7 separate regions of the Homo sapiens genome follow, and all the other regions are linked to region 6. The links are chromatin loops, found by intact Hi-C in ENCODE. Cell type or tissue: heart right ventricle. All regions are shown on one strand. Links, peaks and the distances in the headings refer to the core of each region. The heading gives the core; the rest is flanking DNA. Region 1 has its middle 170 kb from the start of NCAM1. Region 2 has its middle 180 kb from the start of NCAM1. Region 3 holds the start of NCAM1 (neural cell adhesion molecule 1). Region 4 has its middle 99 kb from the start of LINC02764. Region 5 overlaps LINC02762 (long intergenic non-protein coding RNA 2762). Region 6 has its middle 32 kb from the start of LINC02764. Region 7 has its middle 120 kb from the start of NCAM1.

The links. Peaks named below come from ENCODE experiments on the same cell type or tissue, not always from the same donor. Only the 100,000 strongest peaks of a DNase experiment are listed, where the experiment ranks them.
Region 1: a loop joins it to region 6, with 4 times the contacts of the local background. A loop is called at or near these places in 58 of 110 quality-filtered maps.
Region 2: it touches region 6 in a loop (2.2-fold over the local background); 59 of 110 quality-filtered maps call a loop at or near these places.
Region 3: it touches region 6 in a loop (4-fold over the local background); 28 of 110 quality-filtered maps call a loop at or near these places.
Region 4: it touches region 6 in a loop (2.4-fold over the local background); 9 of 110 quality-filtered maps call a loop at or near these places.
Region 5: a loop joins it to region 6, with 5 times the contacts of the local background. A loop is called at or near these places in 29 of 110 quality-filtered maps.
Region 7: it touches region 6 in a loop (2.4-fold over the local background); 4 of 110 quality-filtered maps call a loop at or near these places.

Annotation. Positions count from the first base shown.
Region 1 is chr11:112,793,250-112,797,768 of GRCh38, reverse strand. No RefSeq gene overlaps it. Among named protein-coding and RNA genes, the nearest start is that of NCAM1, 170 kb to the left of the region's middle. In heart right ventricle, for the core only: a CTCF peak has its summit at 2,384 (motif pointing right); DNase peaks (open chromatin) are centred at 2,394 and 3,179; H3K27ac peaks cover 2,725 bases.
Region 2 is chr11:112,782,750-112,787,268 of GRCh38, reverse strand. No RefSeq gene overlaps it. Among named protein-coding and RNA genes, the nearest start is that of NCAM1, 180 kb to the left of the region's middle. In heart right ventricle, for the core only: no CTCF peak of the experiment used is centred there; DNase peaks (open chromatin) are centred at 898, 1,338, 1,848 and 2,508; H3K4me3 peaks cover 1,023 bases; H3K27ac peaks cover 3,157 bases.
Region 3 is chr11:112,958,768-112,963,286 of GRCh38, reverse strand. It overlaps NCAM1 (neural cell adhesion molecule 1), which reads right to left and starts at 1,867. Exons shown (of 20, transcript NM_181351.5): 1 at 1,623-1,867. The coding sequence starts at 1,674. NCAM1-AS2 (NCAM1 antisense RNA 2) reads left to right here. Exons shown (of 3, transcript NR_120563.1): 1 at 1-77; 2 at 1,811-1,920; 3 at 2,436-4,008. RefSeq lists an enhancer at 1,147-1,924. In heart right ventricle, for the core only: no CTCF peak of the experiment used is centred there; DNase peaks (open chromatin) are centred at 1,011, 1,194 and 1,986; H3K4me3 peaks cover 2,140 bases; H3K27ac peaks cover 2,236 bases; H3K27me3 peaks cover 1,568 bases.
Region 4 is chr11:112,652,865-112,657,383 of GRCh38, reverse strand. No RefSeq gene overlaps it. Among named protein-coding and RNA genes, the nearest start is that of LINC02764, 99 kb to the right of the region's middle. In heart right ventricle, for the core only: a CTCF peak has its summit at 1,835; a DNase peak (open chromatin) is centred at 1,773; H3K27ac peaks cover 1,711 bases.
Region 5 is chr11:112,287,812-112,292,330 of GRCh38, reverse strand. All of the region lies in intron 1 of LINC02762 (long intergenic non-protein coding RNA 2762), which reads right to left. Among named protein-coding and RNA genes, the nearest start is that of LINC02762, 19 kb to the right of the region's middle. RefSeq lists an enhancer at 1,407-2,155 and a silencer at 1,952-2,261. In heart right ventricle, for the core only: a CTCF peak has its summit at 2,165 (motif pointing left); a DNase peak (open chromatin) is centred at 2,130; H3K4me3 peaks cover 2,426 bases; H3K27ac peaks cover 1,936 bases.
Region 6 is chr11:112,585,770-112,590,288 of GRCh38, reverse strand. No RefSeq gene overlaps it. Among named protein-coding and RNA genes, the nearest start is that of LINC02764, 32 kb to the right of the region's middle. In heart right ventricle, for the core only: a CTCF peak has its summit at 1,941 (motif pointing left); a DNase peak (open chromatin) is centred at 1,891; H3K27me3 peaks cover 362 bases.
Region 7 is chr11:112,835,576-112,840,094 of GRCh38, reverse strand. No RefSeq gene overlaps it. Among named protein-coding and RNA genes, the nearest start is that of NCAM1, 120 kb to the left of the region's middle. In heart right ventricle, for the core only: a CTCF peak has its summit at 2,494 (motif pointing left); a DNase peak (open chromatin) is centred at 2,515.

The DNA.
Region 1 (4,519 bases), core at 154-4,153, 210 kb before region 6:
CTCTGGACTCAAAGGAGGTAGGATTCCCCCGCCTTTTTTCACTACCTGCTTCTTGCCTCGCTGAATTCTTTTTTGTACCTTCTCCCTTTGGTGAGTGGGTGCCATTTATCCAGCAAGAATGAACCAACTTATATAGTCTTTCACTCATTCCCTTGGCTTCCCTTGTTTTCTTTTGTCTGCCCTTGAGTTTCTTGGATTAGCCTGCCTCTGCTCAAGGCTGGAGCATGGTTTTCACAGGGTGCTTCCTGGGTTGACTTCAGGATTTAGGAGGTCAGGGGATGGGGTGCTTTATCTCTGCATCCTCAACTACAATATTCACCTCCACCAGAGAGCAGAGAAGTAGATGGTCCAAGCTTTGCACCAGACTAGAAAGAATACTCCCCGGGAGAGTTCCCAGCCCCCAGAGGTCAACCATTAATCACCTTCTGGAAGCCTGTTGCAGGGTTTGTGATGGAAATGACTCTGTCGTCATGGTAACTCTGCCTGGCCTGGCCAGGGGCTGCTCCAGCCTAACTGGCTCTTCTGGGTTTCAGGTTTATTTACAAGCTGTGACTCCTGCCTGGTAGGTCTTCAGAGCAGCTTCTTGCCATCTGGAACCTGAGGGAAAGGCTGGGGATGACATAGGCCTAAACCAGTCCTTGTTCAAAATGATGGTTTCAAACCTGGTTCTCCCATTCAAGAAAGATGAGACCTTTCACCGTAGTGCTAACATGTCTTGCCTGTTGACTGGACGTGTCCCAGAGGGACAGAATTGTATATCTGGACTTTGAAGTGGAAACACCTAGGGTCTGAGCAAGGGCTCTGCCTCTTACCAGTTGTCCATCTTTGGGCAAGTTACTAAAACACTGATCTTCAGATTCTCCCCCTCTAAGAGAAGTCCTCATACCAAGTTCACAGTGTAATTGTTAGAATTAAATAAGATAACTACATAATGCAGGAATGGCACACTTTTTCTGTAAAGGCCCAGGCAGTAAATATTTTAGGCTTTGCAGGCCACGCGGTCTCTGTCTCAACTACTCAACTCTGCCCTCATAGCATGAAAGCAGCCCGGATCAAGAGTAAACTAAACAGTGCAGCAGAGTTCCAGTAAAACTCAGGTGGCCCTTGCTGGGCAGTCTGGGCTGACCACGCATTCTAAGCAGGAGCTACATCTGAATGAATAATATGCATCGCTGGCCACCGCGGAGAAGAGGCACCAGTGAGGGCAGCAGTGTGGTGACACAGCCGAGGGCAGGGTGAGAAGTTCAGGCTGGCTTCAGAGCCCCAGTTCTGACAGGCTCTGCACGGCCGCTCACATCTCCGGGGAAAGCCACAGTGTGCCAACAGCCCAGCGACCTGCTATACTGAGCTGTGATTTATTAATGCTCTCACACAGGGCCTCTCTCCAAGAGGTTTGCTGGGGTTGAGGGAAGAATATGGGATCCCTAATTCATTCAGAACACTCTGATTTATACCAGCTCCTGGCAGCGGCGTTTTCCAAGACCCCTCAAGAGTGAAGGGGATTTAGAACTCTGTTTTCCATTCTGTGTTCACTGGTTCCAAACAACTAGCGGGTTAGAGATAGACCAAACTGGTTCTGCCTGAAAGACTCTCAGCCCTGCCGAGGGGTAAGCAGGTGTTACCCATCAGTCCAACTCCCTCCTAAGACAAGAGGTCAGGTCCTCGGAGCCAGCAGGCTGCGGGCTGAGTACATCTGTCAGTTCGGAGGGGTGGCTCACAGCAGGTCAGCTGGGGGGTGGCCTGTTTCAGAACTCAGGCCAGTGATCTCTTTGGGGGCTGGCAGTTGACTGGCAGCAGGTCTGCGCTGGTCAGGAGGATCATGAGGGAGGTGGGGTTTGGTGCTGGAATGGATGAGTCTGGGACTTTTCAAGTCCATGGTCACAGTGTGACCACAAGAAAGAGCTTTTCCCTCCTGGGCCTCAGTTTACCTCTCTGTAAAACAGGGTCCTCTCTTCTGTCCTCTCAGCCCTCCGTGAGTAGGTGGGTTGTGGTGAAGCCTGGCTGATGGTAACTGTGGGAACAGGTGGTGCACGACTCCAAGAGGGTTCTATTTATGCGGTTTATTCTGATGACACTGTGTTTTCTCCCGACAAGCTCGGGTGCTGAGCAGCTGTTCTTTCGCTGTCACCCCTGTGGCGTCGCTGTGAGGGGGAGTATTTCTACTTCTCACTGACAGTTTTCCTTGCCATGGAGGCTTTATTCAGCTCCTTAATACCAATGCTTTACATGTGGATGCAACTTCACAGTTTACAAAGCAATTTCAGAGACATCTTCTGATTTTATCTCCATAACAACCCATTCAGGTTGGCGTGGCCGACGGGTCTATCCTGAATTAGAGATGAGGAAACCGCCTGTCAGGTTAGGTGTTTCAACCCTGTGCTGGGTTCCCACCACCGGTAGGTGGCAGGGCTGAGACTGAGACATACACTTACCCCGCCACATTAAAACTTCTCAGGAAAACTGCTGCCTTTTAAGAAGCTTTTGTTCTGGCTGGCAATGGTGGCTCATGCCTGTAATCCCAGCAATTTGGGAGGCCAAGGTTGGGGGATCACTTGAGGTCAAGAGTTTGAGACCAGCCTGGCCAACATGGCAATATCCTGCCTCTACTAAAAATACAAAAATTAGCCAGGCGTGGTGGCAGGTGCTTGTAATCCCAGCTACTTGGGAGGCTGAGGCAGGAGAATTCTTGAGCCTGGGAGGTGTACGTTGCGGCGAGCCAAGATTGTGCCACTGCACTCTACCTGGGTGATACAGTGAGACTCCGTCTCAAAAAAAAAAAAAAAAAAAAAGAAGAAGAAAAAAAAGCATTTGTTCCAGTGTACTTTTATTACATTAATGTAATAAAAGTATCAAGGAACAGTTTGTTTTGGAGGGGCAGTGGGAAGGAATTTTTAAAAATAGTATAATGAAGAGGGCTTTTATTCTGTAAAGCTGCCTTCTGTCCTCAGTGCTGAACTTCCTGTCATCATCACCAAAATAAATTCCACTTTCAAATGTGACTTTTCCCCCAGGCCTTCCAAAAACTCAAGCCAGACAGGTTTGAGGGAGAGTGTGAGCTATTTTTACTACTGTCTGGGGTTCTCCCTATTCATTGTTGGAGGGGGAAAAAAAGACAGTTGAAAATCCCCAAGAATTTTCTCTGGCTGTGAATTTGCACCCAGCTGTCTCCACACACCCACACCCGGCAGCATGCGGCTGTTGGACACTGCTGGCCCTGAGTTCAACATCATTTTCATCTTTGACAGGCTTGCTCAGCCACCATCTCTGAATTATAGTAGTAGTCATAACCCAACAATGCTCTGGGCAGGTCCTTGGTACCCAAGGCCAAAGACTTTCCAGTCTTTGGAAACCAGTCATAACCTTCTATGGCCAGATGTGAAGGAATGGAGTCCTGACCTCACAGTCCCAGTTTCTAAAGTGATCCATTCTCTGAATTCCTACACCCAGAAATGCTCTGGCTTTGCACCCTTGGGTCCTCTGCCTTTCCAAGGTCCCACCTGACTGGTGGCCAAAATTGTGAGCCATTGATGTAAACAATAAAAATGATAGTAGAACAAACCCATTAGGCTGAGCCAAGTCACCCTGACCAGAAAAAAAAAAAGCCACATCTGAAGAAAGTGAAGACAAACAGGAAATCTTTGCAAATAGTCACTCTTATCTCCACTCACCTCATATCCCTGCCCTTCCTCACTATCCCTTTCCCCTTTCATCTTTCCTTCCTTCTTCCCCTTTCTCCTATAATACCTGTGTTTCCTCACTAAACCGATTGTCTATGCCACAATCCCTGAAAAATATTCCCATCTATAACCCGTGAGGTTTGTGTCCATTTCAACTCTAGGTTCAATTCTGTTAAAGTGAACAGTGAATTCCAAGAAACTGTCTAAATAATTTCATTGTGTTGGAAGTTTTTGTAACAAATTTGCAAGAAAAAAAATGACCGAATCTTGGATATGGATATCCTGGAGGCTACAAAAGTGTTTTTACTGTAAGGATGTTTGAAATAACATTGTGTTAAAGGGATATTGGGGTTATGTCATTGCCTCTGACCTAGAGAGTTTCACCTGCTACCTCCATCAGACTCCTTCCAAGACCTCACAGATGCCTGGATTTGGTAGCTGGCCAGGTATTCTTCATAGCTGTATGATCCCCTGGATTGAGTCATCCACCAAGTATCCTTTTGAGGACTTCCAGTGGGATTAGCATCTGGCTGGGTGCTGTGAAGAATTTCCCAAACATAAGATAGAATTGCTCTCCTCATGGTGCTTACAATCTAGATGAGGGAGGTACATCTCGTATGCAACAGCTAAATTGAATAGCAGAAGGCAGTACCTAGTTAAGTGCTAGGCTATGTGGACTACAAATGCCATCCTCATTCTGTCTGTAATGTGAGCCTATTCTAGGCACAGGGGAAGACTAAGTCTGCCTTCTGCTCCATTCCAGCCCTCCCAATGCCTCAGAGTCCTTTGTATATATTGTACGAGCTCCGCTGTAGAACTTACTACATTGTGTTGTATGTTCG
Region 2 (4,519 bases), core at 290-4,289, 200 kb before region 6:
GGCCCCAACATAGGGCTTACTTTGTCTCTAAAAATGAGTCCCATTTTGGATAAAAACAGTGGTCAATTTTGTTTGGCTTGGGGGAGGGTAATGTGGGCTAACTGGATGTCTCGTGGTGAGTTATCTGCTCATCTTTCAGGAAACACCATCACCAGGGACAACACTTGCTTTCATAAAATTGTCTCTGACACCATCTTAATTCCACAAATCACTCTCAACCGGAGCTGCAAGGAGTTATTTTTAAACGAAATCTACTTGGCAGGCCATGGGGCCAGGCTTTCAGACTACAGCTCATCAATGGCCCTAGGTTGGAGAAGCCCAGGCCTCCCCTCCTGCATGGATCTTGCATGGCTTCTGGAGCCAGTGAGGGACCACCCACCCTTGCCAGGACCCACGCTGAAAAGCCAGGCTTCTACAATGACCCTCATGATCTTCCTCTTCCCAGGCATTGCCTAGACTTCACCAGTCCCTGTCCCCTGCTAGTCTCCTTCCCCTTCCACTAGCCACCACAAGGCAGCCACTGGGGAAGGAGAGGCTCCAGCACTCTGGAGCCAAATAGATGCACTCAAACCATCCAAGAACACAAAAGCTCCAACCTCCAGCCAGTCTCTGCTTTTCCTTTCTTCCCAACTCTTCCTCTTTTCCCTCTCTTTTCATTCATCTGATTTCCTTTCTCATTTAAAGACAAACACATTGTCTTACACCAAATTTAATTATGCATTGCTCACAGAAAACTGGGGTGGGGGCTCCTGGAGGGCTGCCTCTACCTAATACTAAACCCCTTAGGGGTGAGCGGTGGTGTGGGAACTGATTTGCAGGGCAGCCCTGTGAAGGCAATAGGATACCCCCCTCCCCCGCCACTCTATAGACAGGAAGCTGAGGCTCAGAGAAGGTGGGATGTTGGCCCGGGCCACCCAACTCATGACAGAGCTGGCCTCTTTGACTCTGAAGTCAGTGTTCCCAGCATTCTCTCTCCCATGTCAGCCTGCATTTCCCTAGGAATCATGTGTCCAGAGAAAACAGATATTTAGGGGCATGGGGCAGAGTGGGTGGGATGAAAGTTGTTGCTGGGAGGTTCACTTAGGTGTCTCTGTGCACCTGACAACTACGAGGGAACTTTGCTGGGGAGGAGTGAGACTACTTCCTCTAGTCTTCCATTCACCTGCCTTTTCTTAACAAACAACAAACAAATAAATAAGAAGCCTTACTGCCTATATCTCTGACCCCAGGCCATGGCTGGAGAAGAACACAAGTGAAATAGAGTCTATGCGGCTCTGAAAGCCTCTGGCTGCCTTCCTAGAGTTGAGTCATGTCTCTGCTTCAGGAAGATGCCATTAATTTGGTGTAAGAAATGAACAAATATGAGTACAGTGTGGCTCAGAGCTCCCAAAACGAACTGAGAACTTTCTGGGTTGTATCCACAAGTGTGGGCTGAAAGCAAAGATTACAGAAGGTGTTGATGGGCCTGGAGCTGGAAAACATTCCACTGGAGCAATTAAGAGGCAGTTTAGCGCCTCACTGGGCTATACTTCTTTGAAAATGCCTTTAGGCGGATTAGGAAGATTTTTCCTTCAAATAATGCTCTTTTCAAATTATAGTAAGTTTCTATGGCTGAGACTACAGTTGGACTCGGTCCTGGGGCTGTTACCCCAGGGTTGTGGATAGAGGTAAATGACAGGAAAGAAATAAAATCAATAGTCCTGTCCTGCAGGATGTGACATGGTGTCATGAAGATGGCAAGATCTGAGGGTCTGGAGTGAAAACAGCACCTCCCAGAGAGGACTCGAATCCTAGTCTGCACTAGAGTGGTGGTGGGAGGAGTCCAGGAAGTGCCTGCTTCCCCTACAGCCTGCTTCTCAGGGGTGGTCTAGGAGAGTCTTTCTACCTGATGTTTCTGGGTCTTGTGCGTAAGAGGCAAAGAGAAACCCTGAGGAAGCCACGGCTGATCAAACCACGGACTTTATCCTGAGCCAGAGACAATCAGCATCCGGGTGACGGGATTTTTGGATGGTGAGTCACCATCCAAATCAACCAGTGAGAGCCCTTCTCTTGCCCAATGTGCCCCAGGAGCACACAGAGAGAGGGCATTCACCCCATCTCAGGCCGTCTTTGGGGAGACCCCAACCTACAGTTCTAATTTCCATGGTTGCTGCATGTCACCTGCGCTGACTTGAGGGACTGTGGGGCTAAAGTGGTATCTTGGTTCCCCCGTTAGGTTTGCTTTCAATAAAGCCCCATGCTGGAATGGAGCGGCATGACTCCTCCTGGCAGCCTTAGAAGGAGGACACGCCCACCCTCCATCTGGGCTTCCAGGAAGAGCCCACCTGAGGTGCTGTTGGGCTGAGCAGATTAATCACTGTACAAACTGCCTCCAGCCTGATGCTCACCGACCAGCCCCCAGCCGCCGCCTCAAGATCCAGCCTCCTGAACAGTTGCTGCAGAACAGGGGGCGGGGCTGGACGCTGGAGCTGGAGAGAGCGTCTAGGGCCAGCGCTGGGCTCCAGCAGCGGCCTCTCATCCCCATCCCAGGGCTCTGAGGTCGGGTGTGCGTGCTGCCTTCCTCCTCACTCGGCAAGCAGAGCTGGCCGCCTTCCAAGAGTCTCAGTCCTGGAATCCAGGCTATTCTCCTATCCTTCCTCTCCTGCACTCCAGAGTGCCTTGATCAAAGCCATTCGAGAAGTTAACGGGTTTCATGGAAGCACAGTCGTGCGGAAAGGCTGGGAGACGTGGTTAGCTTATCTGTCAGCAATTTAAACCTAGATGGTTTCCAGAAATGACTGAGCTGAAGAATTGACCCCGAATTTTCGGCCTTCTGCCAGTAGGAGGAGGGGTGGAGCGTTATCCTCCAGGAGAATTAGCCCCATTGTTCCAGGGCAATCCTCCCAGCTCCAAAGATCCCACAAGGGGCTGTGCCCATCAGTGAAGCATAAGACACACTCGGAGGTTTGCCCAGACCCTGTGTCTGCCCCAGGAGCTTATCACCCTCCCCCTACACACAGGTAAGGGGTAGCATGTGCTGTCTGGTTGAACTTGAGGTCTAGTGAAGGATGCTGGTAAAAAGGCCTGGGAATCCTTATGTGGTGAAGAGCACTGGAAGCCAGACAGAGCTGTGTTCAAGTCTTGGCACCTGCTGACCTTGGGCAAGTTACTTAACCATGCTGAGCTCGACTTCCTTGTTTGTCCAGCTGGAGAAATATCATCTATCTTTAGGACTTTTGTTGTGGGGAATAAGTAACTGAGCTAGTCTATGTGAAATACTTAGCATCATGCCTGCCACAAATTAGAGCTCAAAAAATGTAGCTGGCCAGGTACGGTGGCTCGCGCCCATAATCTCAGCACTTTGGGAGGCCGAGGCTGGTGGATCACTTGAGCCAGGAATTTGAGACCAGCCTTGGCAATATAGTGAGACTCTGTCTCTACAAAACAAAAAACCTTAAAAGAAATTCACTAGGCATGGTAGCAAGCACCTGTAGTCCCAGCTGCTCAGGAGGCTGAGACAAGAGGATTGCTAGAGTCCAGAATGTCGAGGCTGCAGTAAGACACGATCCTGCCACTGCACTCCAGCCTTGGTGACAGAAGGATACCCTTTTTCTAAGAAAACAATGTAGCTAGTATTATTAGGTTGGTGCAAAAGTAATGGCGAAAACCGTGATTACTTTTGCACCAACCTTATAATTAGTTTTTAAAAGAACTCTGAATTTTAGAAGAAGGCTTAAAATGCCCAGAAATTTTATTAAGTCTATTAGGTGTCTCTGTGCACCTGACAACTCACTGTAACACAGTGAGATCTTTTAGGAAGGTAGGACCTTCTTGCACCTGGAGGGCACCAAATCCATTCTTCTTGCCATGTCTAACAAGAATATCTGCTGGAATCCTACTCTGCTCCGTATATTAAGGATCCTCAGAGTTAGAAGAAATCTTAAATTTTCTCTTCCTTATCCTCCCAAATGGTAACTATTTCTACAACATCTTCTCTAGTGCCTTATCTGGTATATATTTAAACCTCTCTATGATGTGACATCCATCCATCCACTGAATAGTTGTTGGTTACTGGGTATGCCCACAATATGATTTGATGCTAAAGACATACAAGTGAGACCAGGACACACAGGTTTCATCTTTGCAAGCTTCTCAGGGACAGGCAAATCCTGAATAAGTGGCAGTACAGATATTTCATTACCATTGTCATTAATGTGATTGCAAGCCCCATGTCAGCTGGGTATCCTCACAAGCTAGGTAAACTTAGCTCACACCAACAAACCCCTTTCTGCTCTTCCTGGGATGCCGGGAGGTGGGAGGAAGTGGGGTGTGTGTTGTCTTAGGTTCCCATCATCAGCTTGGAAGCCAATTCCTGCTTCCTCAGTTTCTGGACCATCTAACTTTTTTTTTTTTTTTTTTTTTTTTTTTTTTTTTTTTTTTTTTTGAGATGGAGTCTCGCTCTGTCACCAGGCTGGAGTGCAGTGTGCAGTGGCATGATCTCAGCTCACTGCAACATGTGCCTCCCAGGTTCAAGTGATTC
Region 3 (4,519 bases), core at 208-4,207, 370 kb before region 6:
ACCTAGTCTCCATTTTATTTCCTCGGAAACTGCCGGGCAGGCGGGGGACCGGCCGCAGGGCGGGGTTTCTCTTGGCGGTGAGTGAGCGAGACCGTTAGGCTGAAGCACCGGGAGACTGTCCTGGCAGCTCCTGGCCGCCACCCGCGCCGCAATAAAAGCCTCTCGCGGCTTCCCGCCCAGCCAGCTTCGCACTGATTGGTCGCCGTGGGAGGGACCCGAGTTGGCTGGAGGCGGCGGCCGAGCGCTGCTCTTGTGCCGCCCGCGGAGGGGGCGCACTGGGTGCTCCCTGGCCCGCCCCGTGCGCTCCCCAACCGGGGGTCGGCCGTCCAGGGCAGGTACAACGGTACCTGGAGCTGCGACCGCGACACACAGCCCCTCCGCCCGGCTTTCCTCGATCGCTTCCCAGCACACGCCCCCCGCCCAGAATGTCCGCCCAACCCACCCAGCTCTCTGCGGCCCCTGCTTTTCTTCCTTCCCTCCCGTCCATCAGAGCCAAAGCGCAAATCCTTGGGTGGAGGTGGGGGGATGACAGCTGGAGGGGAGGGTGGGCACGCACAGAAGAATTTTCCAGGGAGGCCGGGATGGAAATAGCCAAAATGAAATGCACCTCCCTGCACACTGCCGAGGTTCTCTGGGCGGCGGCGCAACCCCCGCCACCCGCGGCAGCATCACTACTGTCTTCCTCCCAGCTCCCTATTGTTCACACTTTGCCAGGATCGGGAACCTCGCCCAAAGAAAGGAGACAGGGCGAGGTGTTTCGGGCGGCTACCTGCCATTCTTCTCCCGCCCCGTGCAACACTGGGCACGCGGCGCGTGTAAAGACACACGCGCGCACACGCGCGCGCACACACCAGGCAGCCCCAATCACGCCCTCCTCGCCCTCCGCCCCTCCGCACTTCCTCCTGTCAAAACGCGGCGCTCGACCCTCCCATCCTTCAGTGCTCGCGGCCGAGGGTAGGCTTTGCAACTAACCAGCAATTTGGCAAATGAAAAACTAACGTCATGTCGACTGGGGTGCAACAACGGTCACACCAACAACAACGGCCGTGCGATTCTGCCCATTTTGCCCCATTTTGCAAACCGTTATTCTTCTGGGGCGGGGGAAGCAAAGCAGCGATCCTGACTTTATTAGACCCAGGAATATAACGATCTGGGGCGGCTGCCCTAGCCTTATTGTTCACTCTTCCCGGAGCCGGGGCTGACAAGCCACTTCCCCCTCGGAATCCGAGCCCGTGCGGCGGCACCACCCGAGCCGCGACCTCCCCCGCCCCGCCGCCCGCCTTTGGGGAAGGAGCGCTGCCCATCACCAGCGCGGCCGCTGAGTCCCCAGGAGCCGGCCGGCTCTGCTCCCACCGCCGCGGGCGCACAAAGTGGGAAGGGCGGACGCGCCGGAGGGGCGCCGGGCGCTGGCGGCTCGGGGAGGCAGCCCCGTGCAGCGCAGCCCTGGAGGGAGCGGGGTTCGGCTGGGCAGCAAGGGCGACGCGCTCCTTTCACAGCTAAACGAAAATGACCAGCCTTAGCAGTCCACGTAAAACCACCCAAAATAATAGCGTTCCTCCTAGGAGTAGGAGGAAGGGGTAATTAGCAAACCAGATTGAGAATTAAAAAAAAAAAAAATGTACCTGCAGTTCCCAGGAAAAACAAAGTCCAGATGAGATCCTTAGTTTGCAGCATTGTAATCTGCTGGCTGGGAGGGATGTTCTTGCCGCGGTAAATTCTGTGCCCCCCCCCCTGCAGCGAGTGTGGACGGCGGCTGAGCGACAGACCTAGGGGCAGACAATTGCCAGGCTGAGTATGATTATTTTTGCAGAATTGTTTCCTGCCAGCGGCAGCCGAGCTGCGTTCACGCGCTGATCGGAGAATGAGTGACAGTCCCAGCCTCAGCACACTCGCAACTCGGAGATCCTTGCGCTGGCCCGGGTTCGTTTTGATGGAACTGGGATGGGAGCGAGGAGCGGGGGGCGGGGGTGAGAACCTCACTGTGTCCTTCCACCACGCCGGCCACAAATAGTGCCGAACATCAAGGAGGTAAGAGAGACAGGGGAGGCAGATGCGGAAGCCTGCAAAACGCGGCCTGGAGCTTTTGGGGGAGCCGGGCTCTTTCACACGCAGTCTCCCTGGGAGAGCTGGGATTTCTTTTCACACTTCTACCCTACGCCTTCGCAGGCGCTCCTGCTACCCAGCCTTCCTTAATCAGCAGTTTGCATATTTTGATAACTAGTAAATAATAAAAGCAAAATTTTAGATTTGGTTAGGTAAAGTTGTCAAATCCCTCCATTTCGATTCTAAGATCCTTGCAACACAAGGATAGCCCAGGACTTTAAGTGCGGGAAATTAGAACTTTGGAGAGGGATGGGGGTTGCCGTTGCTGGGTGTTGTTTGGATATTGTTTGTTTGTTTGTTTTATCCTAACTGTGAAGTTTGCTCTCCCACAGAGAGACATACAACACCCTTCAGCAGATCCCCTGGGAAGGAGGTGGGAAGAGACTTAAGTTAGAAGAAAACTCCGATGTTTGGAAGAGATTTCCAGAAATAACCCGAAGAAAATGTTTTCCTGTTTATAAATTCTGAAATCTGTGGTCTCTTTATTAAAATAGCCAGGCTTTTATATAGGTATTATGATATAGAAGCGTCATTAAATAATATTTTCTTACATGGGGACGTGACCTTAATTCTTAAAGATATTAATGTATAATATTACTGAGGTACCAACACAATAGGCTTTAATTAAAATTCCACCCGTGTTTTCAAAAGTAGGGGGTGGAGAAAGCGGGGTGAAAAGAATCATGTCTCAGCACCTGAAGGCTTGGGTATGTAAGGAACTAATGTGAGAAAGGTGTTCTAGATGTCAGGTTAACCCATTAGCCTAGAACACTGAAACCCTCTAACAGAGGAAGTCTGCATAAGTTCAAAGGCATTAAAGCACTAATGTTACCGGGTACTCCGTTTTTCTTCAAAGGTCGGCCTCCCCACTCCTGTAGCAGGTTTTTTGTTTTGTTTTGTTTTGTTTTGTTTCTGTTTTGTTTTTTTGAGATGGAGCCTCGCTCTGTCGCCCAGGCTGCAGTGCAGTGGCGCCATCTCTGCTCACTGCAACCTCTGCTCCCGGTTCAAGCGATTCTGCTGCCTCAGCCTCCTGAGTAGCTGGGATTACAGGCGCGCGCCACCACGCCCAGCTAATTTTTGTATTTTTAGTAGAGACGGTGTTTCACCATGTTGGTCAGGCCGGTCTCGAACTCCTGACCTCGTGATCTGCCCACCTCAGCCTCCCAAAGTGCTAGGATTACAGCCGTGAGCTACCGCACCCAGCCGCTGTAGCAGTTTTTAAAAGTCCATCCTCTACTGTCAGGACATCCATCCTTATTGGACAGGCCCCATCTCTTCCCCACTTTCCTCCTCTATAATAGACCAAGTGGGCCACACCAGTACAGTGTAATTAGCTTGGACCCCTGAAAAGTATTTCTTCCCCCAAGTAAATCTTCCACAACGTTTACTTTGGGCTATTTCTCTCATTCCAAGTATAAACAATTCAAAAGTACAGAAAAGTAGAAAGAACTAAAAATAACCCCAAATCCCACAGATTCCAGAGATACTCATAGATTTTGTCTTCTGTATGTGCATATGATTTTTATAATTGACATATTATAGTAGCAATTTGAATCCTGCTGATTTTGCCTAACATCAGTATAAGCATTTATTCCTCTGGATCATTAAAAAGCTTTTCTAGATATTTTTATAGCTATGTAATATTTCTTCATATGGATGATTTTGCAATGGTTTCCCCATTTTTGCATATTTATATTGTTTGTGGAGTTTGATAATATAAATAAGGCTTTTTTGAACATCTTTCAACAAATATTTGCGGAGCAACCACTGGGTTTAGCCCTGTGCTAGATGCAGTGAATTATATACGTCTTTTTTTAATGGTTGCTGTATTTAAGTGTCTTTGATTTCAGACTTCTGCTTCTAACATCTAAAATCACCACATTAAATATTACAGATTTATGTAAATGAATGTTATCAGACTCTTTCCTTAAAAAAGAGGTTTTGATGGTGAGGAAAGATAGAGAGAACAGGCAGGGGGTAGAGTGGGGAGAGTGAAGGTTGGGGCCCCCAAAATAAAAATTTTTCCAATTTTGCCCCTAAGAGTGAGAGACACATTCTTCCCTGCAAACCTCCCTCCTTATAGTCCTGTCAGTAGAATTAAAAGACTCCTCACTATTTTTCTCCCCAAATGTCCCTATTTTTAGCTTTTCAATGTAGGCAAGTGTGGAAATCCAATCTCACTTGAGTATGACTGAATTTCTTTTTTTTCCCTCTCTCTCTCCAGCCCCTCCCTACCCCGTGTGGTTGTTGATCTCTGTTGTAATGATTCATTCTAGAATGCTGCCCCAGTCATTCCAGTCCACACTCCCAGTATCACTCCCAAATTCTTTTAACAGGATATGTCACTTGTCTCCAATTCTGTATATCTCCGCTAGTCGGTGCCTACATCTGTGAGCTCTGTTGCGTTTCAATCCCT
Region 4 (4,519 bases), core at 274-4,273, 67 kb before region 6:
CTGTGGCTTCTGGAGCAAAAGCTTAATTGGCCTTCCACAGAAAGCTCAGGAAAGGGATATGTTACATCGTGACTCAGTGATACACTCCCTGCTGGGCACTGCAAATTGAGCTCAGAGAATGTTTGAAATGATCTTCAGTCATCAGGCAGAAATTGGAGTGACTCAGATGACAGAATTCGTGTTATGCAAGCTGGACGCTGAGTACTCGGCAACTGGTCCAGAGAGAGAGAGAGAGAGGAGAGGGGAGGTAGGCAGGAGGGAAACAGAGAAGGATGTGGGAATTCCAGTGGCTTATCACCTGCACCCTACAACCCCAGCCCAAGAAAAGAGACCAGTGGTAGATATGAAGCCTGGAGCCACCCTTTGCAGCAAGAAGAGAGTCAAGGGAAGTGAGATCCTCTGGTGTATTCTTGGTTTCTCATAGCTGAAAAGAAATTCAGTATAGCAAAGTGGTTTTCCCACACTCACTAGCTGCCCTCACACAGTGGGGCCTGTCTGACTGGTGAGGATCTGTCCCACACCAAGGCGCCTCAAAAAGGGCAATGGCAGAGAAGGATTCATATAATCATTCATTCATTTAGTCATTCATTTGCTCCATATTTATTGAGATTCTACTAAATACCAGAGGTTGTGCTAGGTGCTAGGACACACTAAGAAATGAGACACTGTCCCTGCAGAGAATCTGAATAAGAGAACCAATAGGCACAATGCTGTAGTGCCAAGTGGCATGACAGAAGGAGGCAGCGGGTGTTGGGGAAGCACAGAAGTGGAGCCCCTAAGTCAGACTCTGGGCTTGGGTGAGACCGTGCTGGTCAGAATCTTCAAGGAGAGCAGGAGTAACTAGGTGGGCAAGGAGGTTGTGAGAGGGCCTTTGGGGCACAGGAAACACAAATGAAAAGGGTAGAGATGTGGAAGCTCACGATGTGTATGGAGAACAGGACACACGAGGTGCAGGTGGGGTGGTGGGCAGTGGAAGCCAGGAAGTCTTAAAGGGCTCTGTGTGCCATGTGAGGGGAGGAGAGGGCTTGGGAAGGAGAGGGATGAACAGCGCTGCTCTTTAGAGGGAAGGCTCTGCTGCACCAAGGAGGATAGATGGGAGAGGGCAGTCTGGGCGCCCAGATTCCCCAGGGTCTGCAAGGGAGGAGCTGAGCCCGGAAGGCAGCAACAGAAAGACTGGAATGGAGTTGCGAGATCTGTGGGAGAGGAAAAGACCTGGGACTCACAGTACGTGCAGATTGAGGGCCAGAAACTTGGAGAATGAAGGAGTAGCAAGGAGCAAGGGATGGAAGCAGAGGCAAGTTGGTGAGGGGAAAGCAACAAAGGAGATGTCTTTCTCCTATTCTAGAAAAAGTGTTCATCAATTCTCTGTACCATTGAACCTTCGCGGTGACCTCCCTTTCAGTACAGGCCTCTCCTCTACAGCACCCCTCCTGGTGCTATCTGTCCATTCAGTCATTCAACACCTAATTATTGTGCACTCACCACGTGCCTGCTGCAGTGTCAGGCCCTGGGGAAACAAAATCAAAAGCCAGTAAAGAAGAATGAAGAAGGACTGGAGAAAAATAAAAGGATGAAGGAATTTGCAACTCAAGGCCAAGAAATGAAGGCTTAAGGGACAAAGTTTATGGAATGCCTTCTCATTTAATCACCCTGATCCCTCCAACAGCTGGGACTGTTATAATTGTTATCCCATCTTAAGGAAGAGGAGGCAGAGGCCCAGTCGGATTCAGTCTACTTAGTTAGTAGCACGGCAGGACTCAGAGCCAAGTTGGTGGAGCTCCAAGGCCCTGGTGCTCTCACTTAGTCCATGACACAATGATGAAGTGCTAGCAGACTGCTGACCCCTAGTGAGGTCAAAGCAAAAACACAAAAACAATAAAACAGACTGAAGTTTCATGGTGGAAATTCCAGCTGCACACAGGAAGGATTTCCCATCAAGGAAGAGCAAAACTTTGCTGGTCCCTTGAGGAGACCATCCACATCTGTGTGATGGGTGAAGCCTTGCCCAGAAGCAGGGGTATGAAAATATAGAATCTATGATTTCCAGAGGTCCTCAACGGCAGGAATAAGGTTTCCTAAGCCCTTCTTATTTTCAGAAACCCTATCTGTTTGGGGCTGGAATAAAATCCACTTGAGGTCGGAATGTTACTTCTATGGAGCGCTTCTGAACTTTGATCAGCTGTTCCTCGTGTTTTTGATGAATAACAATTTTAAAACAAGTGCAGCTAGTAGACCAGATCTTTGAAACTCAAGGTCTAATTTGTGGGGGGTCAGGAAAGAATGCAGCATATCTTTGGTGGTGATAAACTGGGACACTAGAGATTTTCCCAAAGACAGTAGAAGGTCTGAAGCAAAACCACAAGTTCTTAGAGGATTAGGGCCTGTGCATAGAGAGTTATTTGTGAAGAGCTGGTTTTATTAATAGTTTTCCAAATACCTTTATTTTTTCTCTCTCTCATTATAATAATGAAATGTTCACTTTGGATTTAAAAAAGTGAACATTTGAAAGAAAAAGCCTGATAAATTCATATCATAAAAGTGATTGTGTCACGCAGCTGTAATCACAGGGCAAACTCTCTTCTTACCTCTCACTCTTTGGTTTCCTTGAGGAATGTGTGTGTGTATCTGTGTATGTGTGTGAGTATGTCTGTGTGTGTCTTTGTTTATGGGTGTGTATCTGCATTGCACTCTTGATCCTTTGAGAAGCGACCTTGAGACTGAGTTTAGCACCTTTTTAGGGGGTGCCTTTGGGGCCAATGCCTGTGGAAGAGAAAGGACAAAAGTAGAATGTACAGAGGGAGAACTTGAGCTAACATGTAGTCCCAAGGAAGGCCTCAGCCAACTCCATGGGAACTCTGGAGCTAGGATGACCTTGATGTCCCGAGCTGGGCAAGGAGACCAGGCCCTCATTACCTCCATAACCAGCCACTGAATGCCAGCTTCCCTGGAAGAGATGTGACCTGGGCAAGGCAGTCTCCTTTCCCTCAGCTGAGGACTGACTTCTGGCACTACCAGCAGCAGGGAAAGTAAGTCCCTCATTACTAATGGCATATGTGGGTAGTGCATCCTAGTGTCCACTACAAAGACTGTGTGTTTGGGTGTGTCTTGAGTGTGTTGATGTATGTCTGCATGTCTGTTGGTGTGTGCATGTATCTGTGTGTGTGCCCCTATATATCTTGTCTGTGGAGTGTTGCCCTCTCTTGGATCAGGGACCATGGCAGCACTGCAGGAGCCCAGGAGGTGAGCATTGGTATCTGCCACCTGATCATCCACCTTGCTTCAGTGGCCCCTTCACTTCCTTCCTATCTCTTGTCAATTTGGGCCTGGAGAAAGGTATAGAATGTGGGATGTGAAGTGGAAGATGTCATGGCCCCTCCTGAGAATTGATTTCGGTCCTTACTCTGGGGTGAGAGAGGAGATACCTACTAAGGCTTCCTTACACAGATTTTTTTTTCTTGGTGTTTTTTTAAATTATTATTATTATACTTTAAGTTTTAGGGTACATGTGCACAATATGCAGGTGATTTTTAAAAGGCACTCCTTGCTGGCAGGCTTCATGAAAATGCGCAGTTGGGAAAACTGACTACAAATAGATTTAGCCCCCACTGGATATCTCTGCTGGGCCCCCTCAAGGGTTGTCATGTCTGGACTGTTTCCTGAGCCAGAAAGGTCTGAATAGGGCTTTGGGGGCCATGTCACCCTGAGCAAGTCTCCATCTCCAGGACCCGACCCTGCTGTTCACTCTATTGTTAGAAGTCAGGACAGCAGTATCTGCCATGAGGCCTGTCTCCTGGGTCAGAGTCCTGTCCAAAGGACCCTGGAAGTCTTAACTCCCCAAATTCAGGACAGGAGAGGAGAGGACCTGGGGACAGCCTTGAAGACAGTTTGATGTAGTTAGGAAATGGAACCTCTCCTGGCAGCCAGTACCCCCAAATTCTTCCTTATCAAAGGACATATGTCCAGTGCAGTGTTTGTACACAGTACATCCAATGAACAAATGGACTTTGGAGGAGAGATCAGCAGAGATGAGTGTCCATGACCCAACTCTAATGAGAAAACCAGGTTACTGCCTGCCCTGGAGCTTCTGGCATTAGGTCCAGGCTGGTTCTAGCAGTGGTTCATTCTTCCTTTGTAACTTGATGCTTCACCAAATGCTTTCTCAAAAGGTCTATGACTCACTGACATAGAAATAAAATCTGTCTTTTTTCAAAGGTTAATGTTGTCATGTTATTTTACTCATGTAATTATTGCCATGGAAGATTAACTCTACTGGGAAGAACATAGGGCCGAGTGGCGGGTGGTTTGTGTCCTTCAATTCTTGAATGCTGGAGCTGTAAGAAGCGAGATCATCTCATCCAATGTTTGTAACTCAGAGCCTGGAGCAGAATTCTTCCTATCATCCCATTTGATTGCAACCACAAAATGAACAATGTGAACATGTTGATGCAGGAGATGGCCTCCCCTACTTGCTTCAGGCTGCCAACCTGCTGCATTCTGCTGCTGGCCTGAAGGCCCATGG
Region 5 (4,519 bases), core at 217-4,216, 300 kb after region 6:
AGGAAGGAAGGAAGGAAAGAAGGAAGGAAGGAAGGAGGGCAAGAAGGGGAAGGGGAAGAGAAGGGAGGGAGGGAGGGATGAAAATTGTGCTGACTTTTTTGTGTCTACTACAATGGAGCAGTAGCTGACAGAGTTTTTATATGGAAAACACTTAGATGAAAATTTTACTCACAAATAAGTTTTAGTTTTTGAGGACAGACAACCAAAAGAGTTCAGAATGTCTGCCACTCACATATTCTTTAAATCACTTTAAAATATATTTCAACTGCCCAAGTGATGACTTAAAATTACTCAAGAATGGAAAAAAACAGAGCGTCAAAGGACTAGCAGTGAGTGTTGAAGCCAATTACACACAGAGAGTTGGTCTAAAACAATTGTTTAACTATGGTTACAAGACAGAATATGTGTCAAAAATACCCAAGAACCAAGAGACATACAACATCAAAAAATAATGCATGAATAATCCGATCCCAAGTCCACAAACTAATAAACTTTCAAATAGGAAAGGAGAACAGAGGGAAATAAAAGTGTACAGAATTCATCCTACACAGTTGCGAGCTTAAAAATACCATTTTATTCTTGACTTTAACAACCAGAGAAATATTGATTGGTGCTCACATCCATTTTTAGAAACTCATTACGTAGGAGAGTAGGGGCCTGTCCTTTAAAAGATAAAAACCTCACTCCTGCCTCAAGGTATTTACAGTTTGAAGATCTCTAACCAACACACAGGATAGGTTTTAATTTGTTACAAGAATAAACAAATGTCAAAGTCCTTGAAGAATTTAAGGTTTTGTGCAGAACCAGTCCTCAGATGCTGTTTCAATCTTACTGCCCACCAGCATTTTCCATTCCTTCTGGTAAAGCCTCCTAAAACCTGGTATGAAAGGACAGCAGTTCCTGGTCACTGTGGTGCCCTCTGTACCTGACGGCAGGGTCTGCTTGATGTCAGCGTGCGTTGTCACAATCCATGAACCGGATTGTCCTTGTTTAACAGCATCACTGGTGTCACTGAGAATGAGACACACAAATTCGGATTGCAGGGAAGCTCTCACGGTAACCATTACACACACAGCACTGAGACCTGAAATCAGTACACAAATACCAGATATTTTCCCTCCAGAATTTAATTTAATGCTCACAATCACCATCCAAGTAGGCAGCATTTTTCCCATTTTACAGATGAGAAAACTGAAGTTTAGAAAGGGTGTTTTCCAGAATTACAGAGCCAGTCAACAGATGGCAGAGAGGGGTCTCCAAGCCAGGAATTTCTGGCTCAAAAGTTCACTGTACCTTACCACACCATTTTCTTAATTCAAAGAAAGAAGGTACAAGGAACAGAAATGGATATAATAATTTTATAATTTATTAGAGTACTAGTAAAGATGCTGCCTCTTTTACAAAATGATAATCCAATGAACTGAACTAATCACACTGTGCTAGTACCCCATTAACCCTCTCTAAAACATTCACAAAGTGGATACAGGGCTGCTCCAGGGCCAATGAGATTTCTCTCCAAAGTAAAATTCCCCTGGAGTGCTCTGGTCTCTAAGGCTTGATTAGCAAGTACCAATTAATGCGCCTTCAGTCCTCTTTGTGTCTTGAGCACTGAGGGCTAACCCTTCCCTCGCCGACAAAGATAAGATTAAATCATTCTCACCCTAAAGAGTTCAAGTTCTAATGCACTGCTCCCTCCCAGGGCCTTGAATAGAGAATAATCTTTAGGACAAAAGAATGCATCTCTAATAGTGAAATTTTAGACGTCAGCAAAGGAGGTATTTTTCAGTCACACATAAGACACACACATTTTCCATGTCACACCTTATTGAGACAGTGGTTCCTCATCTGGTGCCGAGGACCGTGGCTCACCTCGGTGTCACCCAACTTAACGTCTTGCCCCGCCACAAATCACGGGTACAGAATAACCAGGGCGTGCCATGCCCGGGAGACTGGTCCAACCCCGGCGCCCAGGCCTGCAATCCCTGGGAGGCGTGGGCTGCCGCTGCCAGCACCCCGAGTCTGTCGCTGCGTCCCCGCGGCTCCCCCTCTCCGGGATCCGCCCGACCAGCCCAGGCGCCCGCAAGAGGGACCACGCCCGCCCGGAGCCGCCCGCGTCCCCGCCCCCCGGCACGCACCGTGTCTGCCAGAGGGCCGCTGCTGCCACCTCCCGGCCGCGTCTCCCCGAACCGCGCTCAGCCGCCACGCCCCAGAAACCCTCCCGGAGGACGCTCGGGTCCGAGTCCACTGGGCCTGGGAGGTGGTGACTGTCCTGGCAGGGGCTTCCTACGGCAAGAATCATCTTCCTTTCGGGTCACTCACGCAGCGCACCCAGACTGGAGGTGGAGATGAGCGCTTCCAGCACCGACCTCCCCCAGGGTTCCAACGGACACGTGCTCCACGCCCCTTCCCAGTCTTGGGGATCCGAAAAAGCCACACAGCCTGGCCCCAGGCACAACGTATAACAACTAGGACCCCCAAATCTGGGCAGGCCGGCTCCACTTGGGCCATCCTGGCTGCCTGAAAGAATGCGAGTTGGAGCAGAGATCTTTGAACTCAGATTCAAATGTCAGACCCACTGAATTAGAATCCCCTGGGCAGAGGCCAGGGAACTATTTTTGCAAAGTTCCCCCAGGTGATCCTAATGGTCAGGCAGGTTGGGGACCCTCCCAGTTACAAAATCTAGACGACGTTTTCAGGTTATCCACAAATGCACAGAAACACACACCCCTGGGTCTATGAAAAGGCAACAATATGAAGTTGTGCGCTTGAAATGAGAAAGATTTCATGACAGCTCATCACCTAGCCCGGGAGTTTCTAACCTTGTCTGTTTATCATGCCCTTAATGTCTCAATGCTTTTTTTCACAGTAACCCTAGGCCTAAAGAAATACCTGACTGTTCTGTGTATTAAGTAGCTAGACCCAAGTAAGAAGTATTTCTGTCCTAACAACTAGTAGCCACTAGAAAAAATATTGCATATAAACTAGAAAAAAAAACTTATCTCATTCTTAGCCACAACTTCTCACTAACGGGATGTGTGTGCTTGTTGAGCACTGCGCAACTTCTCAGACCTTGGAATTGGATTAGACGCTGCCGCCCTCATTTCCTATTCTATATTGATTTTCCCATGGTACGTGTTTTATGTCACAGCAAATGACAAAAACTGAAAATGTAGCTTCAGAAAAATATGGTTTTATCAAAAAACATGTAGGGCAGGCTAGGCGTGGTGGCTCACACCTGTAATCCCAGCACTTTGAAAGGCCAAGGCAGGTGAATCACTTGAGGTCAGGAGTTCGAGACCAGCTCAACCAACATGGTAGTAGTAGAGAAACCCCATCTCTACTAAAAATACAAAAATTAGCTGGGCGTGGTGGCATGTGCCTGTATTCTCAGCTACTCAGGAGGCTGAGGCAGGAGAATCTCTTAAACCTGGGAGGCGGAGGTTGCAGTGAGCCAAGATCACACCACTGCACTCCAGCCTGGGCAACAGAGTGAGACACCATCTCAAGGAAAAAAAAAAAAAACTGTAGGGCAATCTAATATTGAGTCTTCAAGCTATCCTGCACTACTTAGTAGTTTGCATGGAGCCCAACAAAAGTTGAGTGTTGCCTTTGGCCTTTAAAATATCTCAAAGAGCCCCTCTGAATCCACAGCAGCTCCAAGAACACCTCAGCACAGAGTTTGGGAACATGCATGGAACTCACTCCTGCTCCTCTCCTCATCCCACACTCCCCAGGGTTCACAGTGCTCCTCCTGCAAGCATCTTCTTTCTTGCCAAATGCTTTCCCACCTCAGCACTTTGTGCCCTTGCTCTTCTCTCTGCCTGGAATGCTCTTCCTCAGGTCTCCGCAGGCCCAGCTCCTTCTTGGCCTCCAGGTCTTGGTTCAAAGACCACTGTGCTCCCTAAAGCCTCTTCAGGCCTCCCACCAAATCACTTCTATCCTATGGGCCTGTTTCCTTTTCTGTATAGCTTTTATCACTATCTGAAGTTATCCTGCTTAGTTTACTTACTTATTTTCAAGCTTCCCCACCAGAATGTGAACTTGATGAGAACAGAGACTTTTGTTCATTACTGTTTCCGCAGAACCCGCAACAATGGTTAGCAATAAGTAGACAATAAACAATTGTTCAATGAATGACTGCAGCCTCTACACTCAGCTCAGGGAGATAAAAGGTAAGAAGAATGTGCTTTACACGTGCTATCCCCTTGGATCTTCACAACACTCTTTGGAAATAGATACAAATAGACATGATTAACCCCATTTAATAGATGAGAAACTCACATTGAAAGAAGTTAAGTGTTCAAAGCTGCACAGCTGAAGTGGCAGAGCTAAGATTCAAGTTCATGTCTACTTGACTGCAAAGGCTGCTTTTCATAAAATCACATTAACATCATGTTGGATACCTTCGATACACACAATACATTTTTTTTTAAGACGGAGTTTCACCCTTGTCACCCAGGCTGAAGTGCAGTGGCACAACCTCGGCTCACTGCAACCTCCACCTCCTGGGTTCAAGCGA
Region 6 (4,519 bases), core at 297-4,296:
AGGAAGAGGATTGTAGGATTTGCCACTCAGACCAAAACTGGCCCTCCAGAGTGGATTTCAGGCTAGACCAACAGAGTCCCAGAGCACTGTGGCAGCATAGAGGGAGACTGCAGCCTGCCGTGGGAAGCACATTAGGGTTTAGAGGCAGAAGTTCTGATTTCAAATTTCAGCTTCACACCTTATCAGGGCTGTGTCCTGCACAAGTCTATAATGTGTCAGTCAGCATCACCAGAGCAAAATGGCGGTCATCACACTACTTGCAGAGCAGATTTGCCTGGCAAAGCTTAAGCCTCCCACCCCCTTCACCTCATGGTCCTGGGATCGTGGGGAGTTTCTGTGTGGAAGTGTTCTGGGGGAAGGGGAAGTCTGGCTGACAGGGATGGAGGGTGTGTTTGTGTGTGTGTGTGTGCATGTGTGGAAGTGTTTCTATATAAGCATTTCTGATAAACTGCTTGAAGAGATCTCAAAAGAGACCTGACTTTCTAGGGCTCTAGTGATTTTGTGTGTGTGAGATTCATTTTGTGTCATTCTGAATCAAGATTCACTTTTGTGTTTGTAATTTTATTCTCTTTTTCTTAAAGCCACCTCCCTCTAATTGTACAAGCTTCAAACCCCACAAAGCCTGGATCCACCTAAAGTCCTCAGAGGGCTGTCACATGGATAAAATGAAGTGCCCCCTCAAAAAGTGATCAACTCACCTAGAAGTAGAAATTGATGCTTACTAAATCTGATTCGGTGGTCCCCTTTCCATCTGCCCACCCAGGTGAGGTGCGGTAAGAAGAGACAGGCAGCCCAAGAGGCCTCCCGCAAGTTCAGAAACAGATTACAGAGTTGGCAGGGAGTCTGCTGCTCTCCCACCAGGGCCCCTCTGCTCAGACAGGGCCAGATGATGTAGTGACTTTATTCAGTGGATAAACATCCAATTCAGCTTGCTGGAGGCCCCCCAGCCTCACATTACTGTTGACACAAAGCAGATTCCCTTTCTCTAAACCACTGTTTATATTTTAGCCAAGTGTCCTACATAAATCTCAGATCCAACCATCAGACTCTCTGGCTGCTACAGAAATGATCAAGACCAACGAGAGAAAACAGCCTAATAAGGAGCTTACAGAAGGAGCTGGGGGTATCTCTAAACGAAAGGCTGCCTTGGGGGTACATACCAGGCAACCCAGTTCTGAGACTCTCCAAAACTGGGGGCCAGCACAGACTTGGAAGCACCTGCAGCTAAAATAAAGGGTCTTTTAAAGAACTGGGTCTCAACCAGGGCACCAGGCCTATGAAATATACATTCAGTTCAACTCAGGTTCACAGAACATTCTCAAGTCCCAATTCAGTCGTTCTAGGAAATATGTAGGCTGGGTTCCAGTTCAGACATATTTTTCAATAGGTGTTTTTTTTTTTTTATTTTCAGAAAAAAAATAAATAGAATACAAACTTTGTAATAATAGCTTTGTGGTTCCATAAATTAATATTAGTGCTTGGTTAGAGCTCAGCACAGTTGTGTGGTAAATTGTGGTTTGGGGCTCAGGGTCTGGCTGAGGTCCCTGATTTGAAGGCCTCAAAGCCTGGAGAGCTGTGGCTTAAAAGGACAATGGAGAAATCTTTTCCTAGCAGTAGGAGCTAGCAGCTGAATGCACTTCATCTTGACTCAGCAAGGGACAGTTCAAACACCACTCCCCCAGCTGTAGCTTTTGGGTGAGGTCTCTATGTCTTTTCTGCCGTAGTCATGTGTGGATCATAAATGGCCTAGCCCAAAGCAGCTGTTATTTTAAAGAATAATTAAAAGAGCAAGAGTAATCCCTGGGGCATGGAGGAGGGGAGAGGGTATCTTTATATTCAGACGTTCTGGACTTGATTATAAATCCTAGAGCTTGGCTGCTCCACGGGGACCACGCTTCTCTAGGCTACCCGTCTACATGATTAACTGACTACTGCCATCTAGTGGATATGGAGGCCTTTGAAGTTCTAATGACTAATGTGCAGGATGTTGGGCATTGATCTTAAGAGAAGCTATGCTTAATTAGGGCAGCAGATCTCAGGGCGGCCTGTAGGTAGGATTACAGATCAATCACCCTGGAATATCCCCATACGCAATTTCTCTTTTCTGACAGAGATTAAAAGAGAAAAAAGAAAAAACTCAGTGCCTGTGGGTCATCAATGTTCTGAAGTTTATTTGGCAATTGAATCAAAACTGACATTCTGAGACATACAAAGGCTCGATGTGAAGACTACGGATAACAGCCTCACTGCTGTATTCTGAGAGGTCCATGCCGGCTGCTGCAGTAGCCAGACTGGTCCTTGGGCATGGCTGAGGTGGAGGGAAGAAGCCCTCAGCTAGCAAACAGAAATCTCAGCCTCTACAGCCATTCTCATGTAGGGCTGTGCCACCCTGTCCAGGCAGCCCCCAGGGCTTGGCCCCTGGGCAATGGGTATGAAATGCCCTTTTCTGGGTAGGGAAGAAAAAAGGGGCTAGGCCCAGACCCCGGAACTTCACCTCTGTCAGAGCTTCTGTTTACCTGCAATGGCTGTTCCCCCGACAGACACATATCTATAGATGTTCACTTTCAGACGCTAATCTGGAATTTTCAGAGAGTTTAAAAGATGAAAGATTAGCTACTTAAAGAATCAGCAAATATGTATAAATTCATCTTTAAGATAAATGGGAAATTTGGCAGGACTCAAAATATTTGAATCAACAACCACATATGGACACAGACCAAATCTACACAAAGCATTTGGGTAAAGCCTGCAAATATTTCTTTTTCAGTTATTGCAGCTTCAATTTCTCTTAGATTACAACCCAATCCCATCCCCTTTGCCCAGTGAGGCTATGAGGTTTCTGTCCAAAGCTGGAAATGGACCCCAGTCACTCCTTACTTCCCCTACCACTCCAGGCTTCAGTTTCCTCATCTGGAAAATGAACCAGTGGATCTGATTACCCCTGAGATCTCTTCCAGGTGAATTTGAATGCTTCAAGTCTAAATTTTCCTTTGCAAGATTTCCTCAAGTTTTGGCAGACGTGTGTTAAAGGCCTGGGGTGGACTGAACTCAGGATCTTTTACCATCATCTGGAGTGCTTCCCAAGGAGCATTTCATCCAGAAAAGGAGATTGTTTCAGGTTGAATATGACTTGAGCGCCCATCAGGTAAGATGTGTTAAAACAATTTTTGTACAGCAGGCCTAATGATAAGACAGCCTACCTGGGCTCCAGCCTGCCTGTAACTGTGTGAACTTAGCAAGTCCTTCACTCAGTCAGACTTTGCTTTCTACATCTGAAAAAGTCAAAAGAAAGAAAATAAAAACCTCAGCCTACCTCCCTCTCAGGGTTGTTACAAGGGAGAAAAGAGCATAAACAGATGCAAGAAGTGCTTCCTTAAAGAGTTCAATATGAATTGTTTTTCTGTTTAGGTTATGTTAAATCTATTTCATATTATTAATCCCTTCCAGATGACACCCATCAAACAAACACCCAAATGGTCCATGTCTGAAAGACCACAGACTTTTCTTTTGGGAAAAAAAAAAAAAAAAGCTAGGCCAAGCCTGAGATACATCGGGCTTTCTAACAACAGGGAAATTTGGCTCTTCTTTGGGCCTGTTCCTTTTTGTCCTGGAGGCTTGTTAATCAGCTGCAGGCTGCATTTTCCTTAAGAATTCAGGCTAGTAGTCAGTTAGTCATGTAGACAGGGGTAGCCTAGAGAAGCATGATGTCCATGGAGCAGCCAATGGAACTGGAGGCAGTAAAGGGAGGCAGAAGATGGCTTGGAAGCCACTGGCATGTTGCTTTAGTGGATAGTAATGAGGAGAGCCAGACCTCACGTTTTTCACCTGGAAGATCTGATACTGCTTCCCCTCCTCCACTGTAAACCCCTCCATGAAAGAGCAGAGGACCCGAAAACTGCAAGATGTGATTCATAATTGTCAATAACATTTGTGTCATTTTGATGCTCTAACTCTATTACGTTAATTGCTCTCCTCTCTACACTTTATTTTAAGGTGAACATTAATTGATTCCCAACTGTAATCACAATTATGGTGAGTTATCCTGATTAATGGAAGATGTGATTAATAGGTAGGAAGGTACAACTGCTTCTCCTTCCCAGGGAAGAGATGATATATGTTATTATAGCTCTGCTGTAGGCTTCATTTTCCTTAAGAATTCAGAGCCAATGCAAGCTATCAATCACCATATTCCATTGTTCTTCCCAGTTGACTGGACACAACTCCCATTCGGCCCAGCCTGTTTCTCTTCACTCACTGACTGTCCCTGCTTCCTTAGGGAACACTCCTACTCCAGACCCCCTGTGTTCCAGAGAGAAAAGAGAGATGCTAGCATGTCAGTTCTGAATTCTGAAAACGGAATCGTGAATTCTGGTACAGTCAAGATAGGCAAAGTGGTGAGTATGTATCATGGCCAGACCTAGAAAATAAACTGAAGTAGATAGAGGAGAAAAAGAAGTATTCATTTGTATACTCCAAGGCCTAGCATCATACCTGGCACATGGTAGCTGTTTACCACATA
Region 7 (4,519 bases), core at 271-4,270, 250 kb before region 6:
TTCTGCTCTTGTCCTGCTTCAATCCATTTTCCAAATAGCACTTTTCATGTGCTTTTGAAAATACATTATTAGACATCATTTCCAGCAGCTTCACATTACATCTAGACTAAAGACACAGTGTTTTGGCATGACCTCCTCGGGCCTGCCTGATCTGTCCCACCTACCTCTCTGTGCCATTCCCTCCTTCAGCTCTCCCCAGCTCCCCCCAGCAGCCCCCCACCTTCTCACTGCCTGGAACATCGCCCTTCCAGATCTCCAGATGGCTGAGTTCTTCCTAGCACTTGGGCTTCAACTCAAGTATCTCCAGCTCAGAGAGGCCTTTGGTGTATCAATTTTAAATATTCCCTCATGACATCCCAGTCAATCTCTAGTTCATTTTCCTGTTTATTATTATCTGCAATTATTTGATTTGATTATAGGTTATCTGTCCCCTGCCACCTCCTGTGTACACTGTCCCTCCAGCATTTAGAACAGGTCTAGAACAGTCGACATCCAATATATACTCGCTGAATGAATAAATGAATGAACACTTTTTGGAAGTTGTTTGCGGTAGAAAGATGAGAAGAGAAGCAAAAACCCAGTGCCCGAAGGAACCATTGTCTAATGAGAGTTTTCACCTACTTAGCACTATCTGTATGTCAGTTCTCCACATGAGAAGTCCCACTGAATCTTCAATAATCCTAAGAGGTATGCATTGTTATGATTTCTATTTTACATACGAGAAAGTGAGGCACATGGAAGTTTAATATTTGGCTCAAACTCACATAGCTAGTGAATGGTGGGGACGGGGCCCAGGCCTCGCCATCACTGGGCTCCCAGGGAACATTCTGTGGCCCCACTCACACACTTCCTTTGAGTCTGGAGGAGTCAGGGTTGCCATAATGTGACCCTCAGGGGATGCTGGATTCTGGCCCAGGGACAAAGAAGCAAGTCTTGACTTCTGCATCTTGTGATTCCTTAAGACTGAGAAGCTCTGCAGGGACCACTCTGCTTTTCCCAGCAGGGGACTGAAGCAGCCTGAGCTTGGTCCAGTGGAGAAGCTGCTAGACTGCTATTATTTCCCTTTCCTACACATATGAGGCAGCCACAGTGATTTGGGGACAGCAGGAGAGTTATGTGACAATGATTCTTGAAGTTAAGGAATGTATGAAATGACTTCTGCTGGGCCTTGCCAGCCTGCTGAATGTTGATGCTCCGGAAGCAGAGAGATAATCAGTAGAGTGACCACCTGTTCTTGGGCCATCTTAGTTCTGGCTGCTGCTGGGGGCTGGTGCCCATGACCTTGGGTGGGGTCCCTAGGGTGCATTCAGGAAATAGCGTGTTAAGTAATGGAAGCCTCCGTCAAGGGGCCATGATAGATCTGTTTTTGGCTGCTCCCTGATGGGGTGTGATTGATTCCCCCTGGATCCTGGATCCCTTTTCTTACTTATTGAGTGTGGTGATGGATTTTTGACAAGATTGATTTTGACCTGAATACTGCTGAGCTAAATGAATCAACATTGTCAATTTCTCCTCCTGGTCTCAAAGGATAGTTAGGTGGATAAGGACATTTTTCTTTCAATTGAAATACTTTTAGCTTCTCTGGCTGCCCAGCCAAAGGCATCCCTCTGCCAGGGCCCACTGGGTGCCCTCACACTGGCTCCTTCTTGTAGCCATGAATGCAGGGGTCTGCTTCCTCCTTCCTTCCAGAGAGGTCCATTCCCCTGTCAGACCAGTCTCCGTGCCTGCAGGGCTCTGCTTCTCTCAGACATTTATGACAGAAATATGAGCAGTAAATTGGGCTTGACTGAGTGAAGTGGAGAGAGAGATTTTTCTCTCATCTCTCTCAGAGCTGTGATTCGTTAATCGGCACATTACTTACTTTCCCCCAAACCTCGGATTCGTATCCAATCTTGAAGGCACTGCTGATGTATGGCCACTAGCTTCTTGGAATGGGATTTTCACATTAATCTTTGCTCCCTCAGAGTCTAAACAGTTTACACAAATGGTTCTAAGACACCTCAGTTTTCCTGCCTCTCTCTGCTTTCTCCAGATTTACACAGCTAGATCCACCGCTGGGCTCACCTGCGCTTTCTGGCTTCCTGGGTCCTGCCTGGGAGAGGAGGGGGTGCAGACAGTGGAGGAAGTTGGACAGGAGAGGGAGCTACCATTGCTCCTGGCCTCATCTGTACCCGAAGAATGGTTACCCTGAGGGGTGGGCATTGTTCTCCTCCTTATATTATTCATACTGTTTATGAGACTGCATAAACTAAACAATATTATCTAATAACTAACACAAGATGACTACCCATTGCTGCTAAAGGCTGTCTGCAGTGCTCCTCATTCGTTGCATCTGATCCTTAGAACAACTCTGCAAAGTACAGATGTTTTAGCGATGTTTTCAGATGGCCAGCCGGGGCTCACAAGTGTCAACAGCCTGCTCAAGAGTGCCCAACTAACCTAGTGCTCTTTCTATCATGCCCAACTGCTCTGCCACCCAGTGGAGGTTTGAGCTAAATCACACGCAGTTCGGACAGTTCAGGCATGATGATAGCCAGGTTCCCCAGTCAGGTGGCCGAGCCCCACCAGACCCTGAGCCAACCGAGGATGCAGCTTTCCTAGGGAGGAGCCTGAGGCACCTATCGGGGGATCCCTGGTCCCTGGCCTTACCCTGGAGCATCACCCACCAAGTGCTTCTCCAGGACCTGGCTCTGGGTAAGTATGGCTGGCTGAACTCTTGGACCTCTTGGCCCTAGGAACACAGCACTGCTTCCTGGGCTGGGTGCCAGCTCCCAGCTCTCAGATTGTGTCCCTGATCTCTCATTCCTCATTCTCTCCCTTCATTCTCAATTCACTTTCTACACCCATTATTCTTTAACAATTATTTTGACAATGACTAGCTTCTAAGGAAGCTCCCTAACTCATCATCAGAGAGACTTCAGCAGCCAATGATGGAACCCGGCCTTCCTCCAGGTCAGGAGGAACCTCAGCAGCCAATGATGGAACCCGGCCTTCCTCCAGGTCAGGAGGAACCCAGCCCCGGGTCCCCACTGAGATAATGAGCCATGAGTCCTGGATCCATGATTCCTGAGTCCAAGTCTGCAGCCTTTTTCATGACACCACATTTCCACCTCCAGCCATTCTCTTCCCACACAAACAACCCATTGACATTTTTATAACTTTATTAGACTTAGCTCACATTGTTCTCAAACTGGGGACATGTAATTTGGTTTGAGGAGGTGGGGTTTCCTGAGTACTGTCGATGCAGGCTTAGCCTGAAGATTATTACTGGGTAGAATATTCTAGAGAGGAAAGGGCCCCTGCTCCACTGCTGGGCCTGTAATGAAATGAATAGTCCTGCTGTTTTTTGGACAGGCACCTCTGAGCTAATAGCAAGTCACAGCAGTGCAGGTCCCAGGAGAGTGGCACTCCAGCCTGAGGAAGGAGTGACCCCTTCAAGCTGGGAGTCTCTGGATCCAGAGGTCAGCCTCCTCTTCCTGCCCCATGACCATCAAACACTGTGGGCACTGCTGAGAGACAGAGGGACTCAGAAGGGTGCTCAGAGGCCGTGAGGGGAAGGAATGGCAAGGTGGAATGTCTGCAGCTGAGGCCTATAAATCTGCAGGCCTTTCCCAGGGACTAAGCCTCAAGCAGAGGAGCCTGTGGGACGTTGGGGGAAGCCAAGGGGCAGCTCTCTCCTGTCATTGGGCAGAAGCTGGGACCGGGAGAGGGCGGAGCTGTGGGGGCAGTCAAGGCCCCCGAGTGGGTGAGTGGGTGCTTCCGCCAGAATGGAAGGGTGGGGGTCTCTGGTTTCTGTCAGACTCTGGGGGCTCGGCCTTTCCGATGCTCTCGCAAATCTGATTTATTTTCCTCCTAGTAATTCATCTCATCCTGACAGCTTCGGTGAAGGATTAGCTGCCAAGAGAAGGCTCTCTGTTGCCTTACCACACCAGGGAAAGCCAACTCAACAGGGAACGCCTCTTCTTGAGCGCTAACAAATTCTCAAGAAAAAAATGCAGACAGGCAGACTCAAAAGGGCCAGGTCCCTCAGAGAGCTCTCTCTTCTAATACAAATTCCAGGTTCAGGCCCAGGAGCTGAAGGTTCTGCCCCGGGCCGGTCCCTGCTCAGGCAATGTCTTCTCCCTGGTCTCCCTTCCACCGCCCCGCCCCGCGCCATCTTCACTCTGAGTGATCTGATTTGTGCTGTGAGTAGTGCAGATACCTCCTGAGATCAGCGTGGACGATTCTGGACTCCTTCCATTGGGGTCATTTTACTGACTGGTTATTCATCTGGGTCCAGAGGGAGGGGGTTGTGGGGGGTGATGTCTGGCTGTTGCTTAACTCCTTTATTGCTGGTTTGTCCTCTGCCTAGTTAATGTAGGAGCTTCCAGTGCTGCTCAGAGGCAGCTGTTCCCCAGAGAAGGGTGCAGCCACCTCCCCGCCCCAACTCCCCGCAGTGAATCTGGTGGTTATGTGTCTGGTCTCACTAGCTGGCACCTGCAGAGTGGGTGGGCCCCTGCTCTGTTGTTTCAGTCTACAA